Regions from separate parts of the Homo sapiens genome. Here region 2 is linked to region 1. A link is a contact called in ENCODE Hi-C or POLR2A ChIA-PET data. All regions are on one chromosome and are shown on one strand. Each heading gives the region's core, a stretch centred on a gene start or an enhancer-like site at or near the end of the contact. The rest is flanking DNA. Distances are from core to core; before and after follow the strand shown. Region 1 overlaps LINC01554 (long intergenic non-protein coding RNA 1554). Region 2 overlaps LOC101929710 (a long non-coding RNA gene).

Region 1 (4,957 bases), core at 1,136-3,635:
TTACAGATCTGTACCTGGTCTTCCCCAGTCACTTCAAAAAGGATAAGAGGCAGGAGTTTAAAGTATGAGTTGGAAGTTGAAAGATTTAGTGGCCCTTCTGACATCCCATGGTCTCAGGAAATTCAGTTAAGCTCTCTGCGAGTTTCCATTTCCCCATCGCTGAAATGATGTGAATTCATGCTACCTATTCGGCGGATATTAAAATGCAATAGACCTAGGCATTGTTCTATGTATGGGAGAGTGTATGTGTATTGATAACTATTGTTTTCTTTTCCAGACTTACTGTTCTCACTACCCTGATGTATCCAGATCAGTTAAAACCTATTACTTAGCAAAGTTTCAGTTTGAATTTGTGTCCTCTCACACACACATAAAACACATACACACACACACTCAAAAAGGATCAGAATTCTTTTTTCTTTTCTTTTTTTTTTTTTTGAGACTGAGTCTCGCCCAGGCTGGAGTGCAGTGGTACAATCTCGGCTCACTGCAATTTTTGCCTCCCAGGTTCAAGCGATTCTCCTGTTTCAGCCTCCTGAGTAGCTGGGATTACAAGCACCTGCCACCATGCCCGGCTAATTTTTGTATTTTTAGTAGAGATGGGGTTTCGCCATGTTGGCCAGGCTGGTCTCAAACTCCTGACCTCAGATGATTCACCCGCCTGGGCCTCCCAAAGGGCTGGGATTACAGGCATGAGCCACCGCGCCCGGCCAGAATTCTTTTTTTTCCTTTCAACTACAATATGTTTTTCTGAGTGAGGAAGAAAGAGAATTTACATCACAAGGCAAAAAATACTCATAATATTGCATGCATCCATGGGAGAATATATTACAATACGAGCACCATTTTCCCTGGGTGCCAGGGGTGGGGCAGTTTAGCTGGAAAAGCTAAATTCTGCTCCACTTGGATTGAAAACGTTCAGATGTTTTGTTTATGTGTTTGCTTTCTTGCTTATTCACCTACGACATCTAATCCTTTAGTCTGAATAGTATCCAGTGAATACACTCCTGTCCCTCTCCTCAGTCCTCACCCAAATGCAGTAAAGCAAGAGATCAGCAGGGCAGCCAGAGAGCCCACACCAGTGAGGCCAGGAAAGAAAACAGAGCTCAAGAGGGTCCACATGAAGGTTTCCTTCCTTATCTAGTCCCCAGAGGCTTTTTTTTCTAAGTAAAACTCCCAAAGAACTAAAAACAAAGGAAACACAAAAAATTCAACGTGGTATAGAAATTTCGGTAGAAGAACTTTTATTGAACAGTAAGATTCAAGATTTCACCAGGTGAGAGGGGGAATTGAAAATTAGTAGAAAAATTCCAAGGGGACCAGTTAGCCACAACAAAGAATGGGGTTCAGGGAACTTCTTAGGGATGTATCTTCCCCTCAATACAGGTAGAGGAGCAGCATCAGAAGCAGGGCGTTGGAGAGAGGCATAGAAGAGAATCACCTTCTCCTGGCCCACGCAAGCTACCTGGTGTACCTTCAAGTTCAGGCCAGCTGCTGTTCCTGCCCGCTCTTGGAGATGAAAAGGTTTCCCATGCCCCCACCTCCTCCCGAGTTAATTCTCTCCAGGTGCTTCTCTTGATGTAAACCCAGGGTGCTATTAGCAGGCTCCTTGTTCTCTTGCTCAAATCCTTTCCAACCTTTCCAACCTGTGGAGCTCTGCTGTTTCTAATTTCTAACCCCCATCTTGTTTCTTTCCCCCAATATTGAATTCTGCCATAATCTTCAGATCAACTCTAGTTGTCTCCATTTTTTTTCTGAATGCTAAAACCTTCCAGCCGTCTTCTCTTCCACTCCCTGACCACTCACGAGTCACCTGCATTTCTTACCCCAGTCGTCATCCTTGTTTCCATGAACGATCCTCTCCAGGGCTTCCTGCCAGAAAAGTATTTTGCAAGTTTCATTTGAATTTCTACACAGTATAATTCTGAACATGTAAATAATATATAAAGTCAACCTATGTTTGGAGCTAAGAGTGACAACAATCTCTCACACTACAGATCCGTCCCAAATTGGTAATGCCCTAAAAATGCTAATAAAAATAAGGTGCTTGTGAAATACTCAAATCCCTTCAGTTAGTACAAAAACAACTGGTGACCTAAAAATTCAAGGAATGGCCCAGAGTAAAGGGAAATGTAATGTTGACTCTGGTTTACAGAAAGTGAATCTGAGTCATGGCAGATCCTGAAATTTCACATGAACTCATTCTGCCTGTAAATGCCCCAGCATCAATAGTGAGCAAACGTGCATTCTGGCCAGCCAGGCAGAAGCACTTTGTTTTCCATTGTGCGGTGACGCCAGATCCCCATTGCTTCTGACAAAGGCCCTCGTCAAGCCTGTGTGTCATCGTTTGCGTTTGCCACAGCTGCAGCGGGGTGCGCGCAGACCCACTTCCCGACTGCTCATCAACCGACCTCCCTGGGGCCGAGAGGCAAGCCGGGTCCGCGCGGGGTGCAGCGCCACCTGCTGGAATTCATGCGATGGAGCAGCAGCCTGAAGTGGCTGCGGAGTCCAGAAGTCCTGTCCTTGAGGTTTGCTTTCAGACAACGGCCAGTCCTGACTGCAAGAACAAAAACACTAGCAGAAATATGCACCCGTTACGCAAACCAGCCCTTAAGGCTGCACATGATCCTTTCCCCACTACAGAATGTGGTGTGGCGTGTATATGTGCACCAGTGAGTATGTGGGGGGAGAGGGGGTACACCCATTTGTGGTGGGGGGGGTATAATGTGGTGTGTTCATGTGCGGTGTCTGTGCATGACCTCTCAAAGGTAGGAAAAGTGGCATCGTCGTCATACTCCTTGTTGGATTGGTAAGGAATTGTTCAGTTGACAGAGATTTTGATATAACTTGTTCCATTTATTTCCTCGCTACGCCGTTCAAGTAGATAAAACGTTCTCGACCAAATGAATTGCCAGTGCTCTGGCTCTCTAGAAGAATTACTCATGACCTAACCACGCTGGAGGCTGACAGCTAACTAATGATCTTTCCCTCTTTTCAAAAGACTTTGCCCATATGGGAACAAAGACTGTCATGATCCCCCAGCCAGGCAGGGCTGGCCCTGGGCTTGGAGGAGGCGATGAAGTAAGACACAGGCAGCTATGGGAAGAAGTCAACCACTTCCACGAGGCCAATTGTGGGTGTCTCAGGAAACAGACAAGTTGCGAGTCTATGTTTTTGCCAGATCCTCTGCCCCTTTAGAGACGTGCTCGCATGTCACATGCGTGAGGCAACTTTCCGTGCCTAGGAGGTTACTGACTTAAACCCAGGGACACTTGTTGAAGTGGGAGGCCTGACAGACAAAGGCAAAGGTGTTTGATGAATGGCTCTGCTGGCTGGTGATGTGGAAGTGTTTGCTGACAGTTCGAGAAACACCAGGGAGCCAACAGATTAAGTGTTCTGTATTTTCCTGGCTACTAAATAATAACTACAGTTTCCTGAGGGTTTACTCATGCCAGGCAGAAGGCTAAGTGCTTTACCTTTGTTTTTTTGTTCATGAAATCCTCAAAACTGCTCTATAAGCCATGCACTATGATCAGCCCTGCTTTCCCGATGAGGAAACTGAGGCCCAGAGGGGTAAGTTCCCTGCCTAAGGTTACACAGCTCAGGAGTAAGGGGAGGACTCAGGTCTCTGCGGGCCAAAGGCCAGGCTCCTGATGCTGACCCTCCTGCTTCCCTGCCATTAGTGCCCTGCGAGGCCCGGACCTGCCCTCTATTTTCCCGCTCATTTTAGGGCCACAGTGACTCACCAGCCATGTGCCCATACCACTCATTTTCACAGAGCCCTGGAGTATGAGAGCAGGGCTTGAGGAAAGAGCTTTCGTTCACTTTGTTTTGAGCCAGGACAACAGACTGGGAAGTGGTTGGAACACACAGTTCTGGGTCAGAGGTCAGAGAACAGACAGGACTCCAAAGGCTAAAACAAACAAGATTTCTCACAGCAGCTCTGGCCGCGTTGAGACCCACGGGCTGGGGCTGGCCAGTCTGTCCCCACGTGGGATAGACTGTGTCCAGAAGGGTGGCCTGGCCTGCTCCTGGCTAGAGCAGATGAGGAAACCACTGTCCTGGATTCAGCTCCCAGTTCTGCCACATTCCAGCTGAGGGCCTGTGGGACAGTCGTGAAGAGCCACATATGGCAATGTCATCTCTCAGGAACCCAAGACGCCAAGGCCCCTCACTGTAATGTGGCAATAACGCCAGCTAGCATGCAGAACTGTTGTGGGGTAATGAATGGAAGCTAATGTATGAGAAGGAGCTGTTACACTCCAGGACTCTAGATACCAAATTTTATGGTTATCAGTTTCACAGCAAAAAAAAAAAAAAAAAAAAAAGAAAGTACTCTTATTCTCAAATTATTCTTATTAGTTCTGGTGTGCACTTACATGAGAAATGGCAAAGGGATATTCTGCTTGCAGTCTTTTGCCCTCTGGCAAAAACTTTCCAGACAGGGTGTCATCGTGTGCAGCTTCCGTGATGCAGTTTGATCCTGATAGGTAACAAGAGTGACACGTTTTATCAGAATCTTTTTACATGGCTCAAGGTCACTTCCACCGACACCAGTGCTATTAATATTTCCCCCATTAAGCCAACCCGTCCTAAGAGCCAAAGAGAATACCATAGTTCCAGGTTTCGGTTTGAAGGTGCTGATGGATGAGAGTAGAAGGGAGTGAATGAGGAAGCCCAGACCTTCCTGCAGGAGCAGGGAAGCAAGACCCAGGCCAGCACTGCCCACCCCCCAATAGCCTTCCCAAGGGTGAGGGGCAGCCATGCGGAAACTGGCACTCACTAGGCCAAGACAGCACAGGCCTCCAACCTTCAGACAAAAGCCTTTTGTCTGGGAGGTGCTGGGGGACACCACACAATGCTGTTTCTTTCTAAATTATTTTTTTCCCCTGAATGCTATCTAGATCCTGGAAATCTATTTCCATGAAATGATTTTAAAATATCCTATATGATAATT
Region 2 (4,699 bases), core at 1,380-3,879, 130 kb before region 1:
GTGAGATCCCGTCTCCACTAAAAATACAAAAATTAACCGGGAGCAGTGGCACGTGCCTATAATCCCAGCTACTCAGGAGGCTGAGGTAGGAGACTCGCTTGAGCCCTGGAGGCAGAGGTTACAGTGTGCCCAGATCACACCATTACACTCTAGCCTGGGTGACAGAGTGAGACCTTTGTCTCAAAAAAAAAAAAAAAAAAAAAAAAACAAAACTTGTTGTTAACTATAGTCACTCTACTCTGAACATTAGAATGTATTTCTTCTATCAAACTGTATGTTTGTACCCATTAACTAGCCTGGAAAAAACAGACAAATTTATTATCCTTAAAATACCTTTAGAGTATGGTCATCATAACAATCTGTGCTAAGCCAACCTGCAATCTTAAAGTTCACTAACAGCTGGTAGACACACAGCCTGTGATCGTGAAACAAAGCTTTTCTCTGTGTGAAAGGAATAGACTATATGGAATTGATGTCTTCATACTTGGTTAAAATTTCAAATCTTAAGAGACCAAGCATAGGAGAACCATATATTTAATTCTTTATGAAAATTATCCAATGTCCTTGTTGTGGCAAAGTGGGCATCTTTCTGTGCAGCAATAAATTTTTGATGGTAATACAGTTAACTTTTTTGGAAAGCAAATGCACAAGAACCTTTAAACTATTCATATATTTCACCTAGTATTTCCACTTCTGGGACTCTCTCCTGTGGAGAAAACACTAATTAGAGTTAGAAGGAAGAGTGACCCTTAAGTACAAATATTTTCACAAAAGCATTGCTTATAATACTTTTCTAAAATGGGCTCGGTGTGGTGGCTCACACCTGTAATCCTAGTGCTTTGGGTGGCTGAGGTGGGAGTATCACTTGAGCCCTGAAGTTCAAGGCTATAGTGAGCTATGATCACACCACTGCATTCTAGCCTGGGTGACAGTGAGACACCATCTCTAAAAATAAAGATAAAAAATTAATTAATTTTTTAAATGATACTATGTAAAATATCCAATAAGAAGATAAATGCTTATATTCACATAATCATTTTTAAATGTTTATAAAAAGTTTTTGACATTATAATGTTAAGCATATATAATATGCTGTATGAGCTCAACTCTAATTTCTTTTAAGTGTAGAACAAAAAGACTAGAAGATAATATAATAATTTTAAAGGTGACTGGTGGGACTGTAGATGTTTCCTTTTTCTTCTTTCTACTATTTTTCAATAGTAAGCCAAGAAAACAGTAAGATATTTTTAATATTATAAAAACAAACCTTATTATTGAATTTTTGATCCAGAAAAGAAAAAACTTCAGAATACTAGTTTGCCCCTATACTTTATTGATAAGGAAACTTCCTCATCAAATTGTTTAAACTCCCTATATCTCCTATTGATAAGGAAACTTCCTTTAAACTAAGTGAGCTCACAAAGCAAGTTGGCAATTCTCTAAAACTGACATTTCCTGACTCTGGACATGATACTATATTTTGGTCATTTTTGCTGTGTTCCAGACTCCATTTCTAGGCTTAAGGGAACAGACATGGTTCACATCAGCAAGATTTAATTAAAATAATTTTTAAATTATTAAATAAAATATTTCAAGCTTATTTTTAACATGAATGCTCTAGAATCTGGAAAATGGAAGGAATCTTAGAGTTGTGTTTCCAGTGAATATTTCAAAGGGTGAGTAGAAGTGGAATTTTATTCTAAAAAGCTTTCTAGTTTTGAGATTTAAGGGTCTAATAAAGAACTCATGTTACATTTTATTTATTAAAAGCTCACTGTTTCCTTGTTAGAGTTATTACTGTTTGCTTGCAGTTACCCAAACAGACATGGCAGGGTACAACAAGATCTTGTAAATCAGGACTTTCTGTTCTGAATGGGTTCATCTTTACTGTTGACCTCTCAGCTAATGGTATAGTACCTGATAATTATCTACTAAATCATACATTGGACATAATGATCTTTAACTTACCTTCAAATATCCCAAACAATTTTTCCTAAAGTCTTTCTAAATTAAAAAAAAAGAAGACATTTATAACTTAACATTTCATATCCCTGGAAGATAATCCAATGGGAATATATAAGGTTAATAGAGTGTTCTTATCAAAAGTGATCTGGTCTGTTTGACTTACTGTTTGGAGTCCAGGTAATCAGGCCTATTTACTAGTTTAAGAATGTTCAGCAATTAGCAGTGTTCAAACAGCACCAATCTGCTATGTTATTTCAGCTGGGAAAGCAGCTTATATGAACCAATACGGCTTCCTTTCTAAAAATAAATGACAGCACTTTCTACTCACTGGGGAGCTGGTCCTTGGTCCTTTAGGCATGTCACACTGTCACAGTGCATAACAAAACAAAAGAGTGTGAAACATCTAAATAATTAAAAACCCAAAAGATATATCATGCTCTCAGATTTAAAAAAATAATAATAAAGTAACTTTGCCAACAGAAACATTATTGCAGGAAGACAAAACAAATATAAAGTGAATTTAAGAGGTTGTCTCTTTTCCATCAAGAACAACTACCTTCCTTGTTTTTAAGGCGGCTTAGTTATATTAGCAATTTTTAACACAGGGTACCTCAAATCAACAATCCCTTGCTTTTTAGACTTTGACACTTCCCCAGCTGCTAGGCCTGTGCTTAACTAAACAAGTACAGTAGCACAAGTGGAACATTTATGTAACATAGGAACTATAAATGTTCTTTTAAAAACAGGCCCACTCGTTCCAAAAGATATGACAAAGAAACAAGAGCATTACGTTTTTTAAATAGCTTCAAAATTCCTATGAGGAATGTATATTTTCTTCTACTTGCTGAAGTTAAAAGTGTCATATCATCTGTTTGCTGATGATAAAATGTCCTTTCTAAACAATTTTTTAAAAATTCACTGAGCATTTATCGGGTGTCAGATTCTATTCTAAAGAGTTTATGCGTATTCTGTCACTTAATCTTTGCAATAACCTTATGAGGTGTGGTTACCAACATTTATCCCTATTTTGCAAATGGAAAGACTGAGACTTAGAAAGGTAAAGAAACCCATCCAACATCAGTTAGCTATAGCAAATACTGGAGCATGGTTTGCACTCAGACCATCTGACTTCAGAGTCTCCACTATGGGTAAATCAAAATAATACTAAGGAGTTTTTTTGAATAAAAGAGCTGTCAAAATATCTGAAATAAATATTACAGATAATAAAATCATCAAACATGTTCTATGTATGACTTTTATTTTCTCAGTTACAGACACTTATTTAGGGACTTCCCTTATCATTGCCAGCTCCTTCTTTCACCTTGTACCCCTTTCTCTTGATCACACACACTCACGCACACACACACACATACCGGCAGCTTCATTGTATACTGCCTGTGGTAGGAACAAATAGGGCAGAAAGAAGTTAATGTTCCACTTTAACAAATGGATTAAATGGTAAGTGTAGCCCCAGAACTGGTGGGAGGGAAGGGAGAAAAGATCATTATTTGTAGAATCGATTACATGTTCCCACTTGCTTGTTTACTTCTAGGTAAACTCATTTATAGGTATATAGAAACAAGCAAAAATGTCTCCACACAAGGGATGATTCCTGGATTTCCTTTACTTTTCTGCCCAAGCCGTAAGTCTTGCTACTTACCTGACAAAAGCTAATGTAGTGGATTTTCTAGAACAGAGTTAAAGATAAATTTTCCCTTAATAAACTTGGATCTTAGTAAAGTAGATCCTGTAGAATGTAGATCAGCACTTTCTAGTCTCTAGAACTTTCTGCAATGAAGGAAACATTTGATATCTCTGCTGTCCAATATGGTAGCCACTAGTCACATATGGCTGCTGAGCACTTTAAATGTGGCTAGTGCAATTGGGGAACCAAATTTTTACCTTTATCTAACTTTTAAATAGTCACGTATAGCTAATGGCTATCATATTGGACAGCACAGCAATAGACCCATCTCAATTACAATTCATTGAGTATCTACTGTGTGCCACATGGCTACCTTTGAGGAAGATACAATTTGGTCCCAATTTTACAGATAGAGAAACTAAGGCTCAGAGAGACTAAGTGACTTGTCCACAGATTTACAACTAATAAGTAGTAAATTCTGGATATTACATCTACATCTGTCCCTCTCAAGGCCTGATGCTTTTACACAACCTGTGGTTCTCAACACTGGCTGTGTACTAGTTGGTGTGCTCTTCAAAAATACTCATCCCCAGGTCCCACTCCCCAGAAATTTTTGTTTAATTGGTTGGAGGCAGCGCCTAGGCACGTGCATATCTCCGAAATTTCCCTGTACAACATCATCAGGTTGACTGACGCCCCCTATTCTAGTACAGGAAAACTATTTCCAAAAGGTAGTTGTGATGAGGTTCTACCTCTTCTCTCAAGCATGGTTAACAGGTTAGTGCTGAAAGAGAGAGAGAGAAAAAAAAGAAAGGGTCACACTCCTTTGTTTTACAGATCAAAGTATGAAACCAAGAGAGGCTACTCTAAGCTAAGGTGAGGTCACAGAGCTGGTGTTTGTATTAGAGCTGAGACTGGGGCCCAGGTGTTGAGTTATAGATAAATGCTCCAGCTTCTGGAGCTGTGGGGGCAGCAAGGGTCCGAAGGTCAGGAAAGCTCAGCTCAGGGATTTAAAGTCCCAGGCAGCAATCAGAAGCCCAAGGGCAGACAGGCTATGACTGTGCAGTACTTCACTATTTCTAGAGGTGG

The links. Hi-C counts contacts between places; a loop is a spot of excess contacts on that map. ChIA-PET counts read pairs that join two places held with the same protein, here RNA polymerase II (POLR2A). Pooled maps may share reads with other maps.
Region 2: a loop to region 1 is called in a pooled map, with 3 times the contacts of the local background. The contact joins two enhancer-like sites. A Hi-C loop is called at or near these places in 1 of 168 maps with a recorded cell type or tissue (Caco-2) and 3 of 50 pooled maps. POLR2A ChIA-PET finds 5 or more read pairs at or near these places in 3 of 52 experiments (HepG2, OCI-LY7 and activated T-cell).

The regions. Positions count from the first base shown.
Region 1 is chr5:95,856,404-95,861,360 of GRCh38, reverse strand. It overlaps LINC01554 (long intergenic non-protein coding RNA 1554), which reads right to left. Exons shown (of 3, transcript NR_026936.1): 2 at 4,380-4,483; 3 at 1,228-2,557. Among named protein-coding and RNA genes, the nearest start is that of LINC01554, 6.6 kb to the right of the region's middle. Within about 2 kb of position 2,385, at least 30 of the 41 ENCODE cell types and tissues checked have a DNase peak (open chromatin) inside an H3K27ac peak, as active enhancers do.
Region 2 is chr5:95,987,006-95,991,704 of GRCh38, reverse strand. The region is part of intron 1 of LOC101929710 (a long non-coding RNA gene); the gene reads right to left. It overlaps LOC105379096 (a long non-coding RNA gene), which reads left to right. Exons shown (of 4, transcript XR_001742447.2): 3 at 3,518-3,607. It also overlaps a transcript of CAST not described here. Among named protein-coding and RNA genes, the nearest start is that of ELL2, 28 kb to the right of the region's middle. RefSeq lists an enhancer at 4,346-4,640. Within about 2 kb of position 2,629, at least 2 of the 41 ENCODE cell types and tissues checked have a DNase peak (open chromatin) inside an H3K27ac peak, as active enhancers do.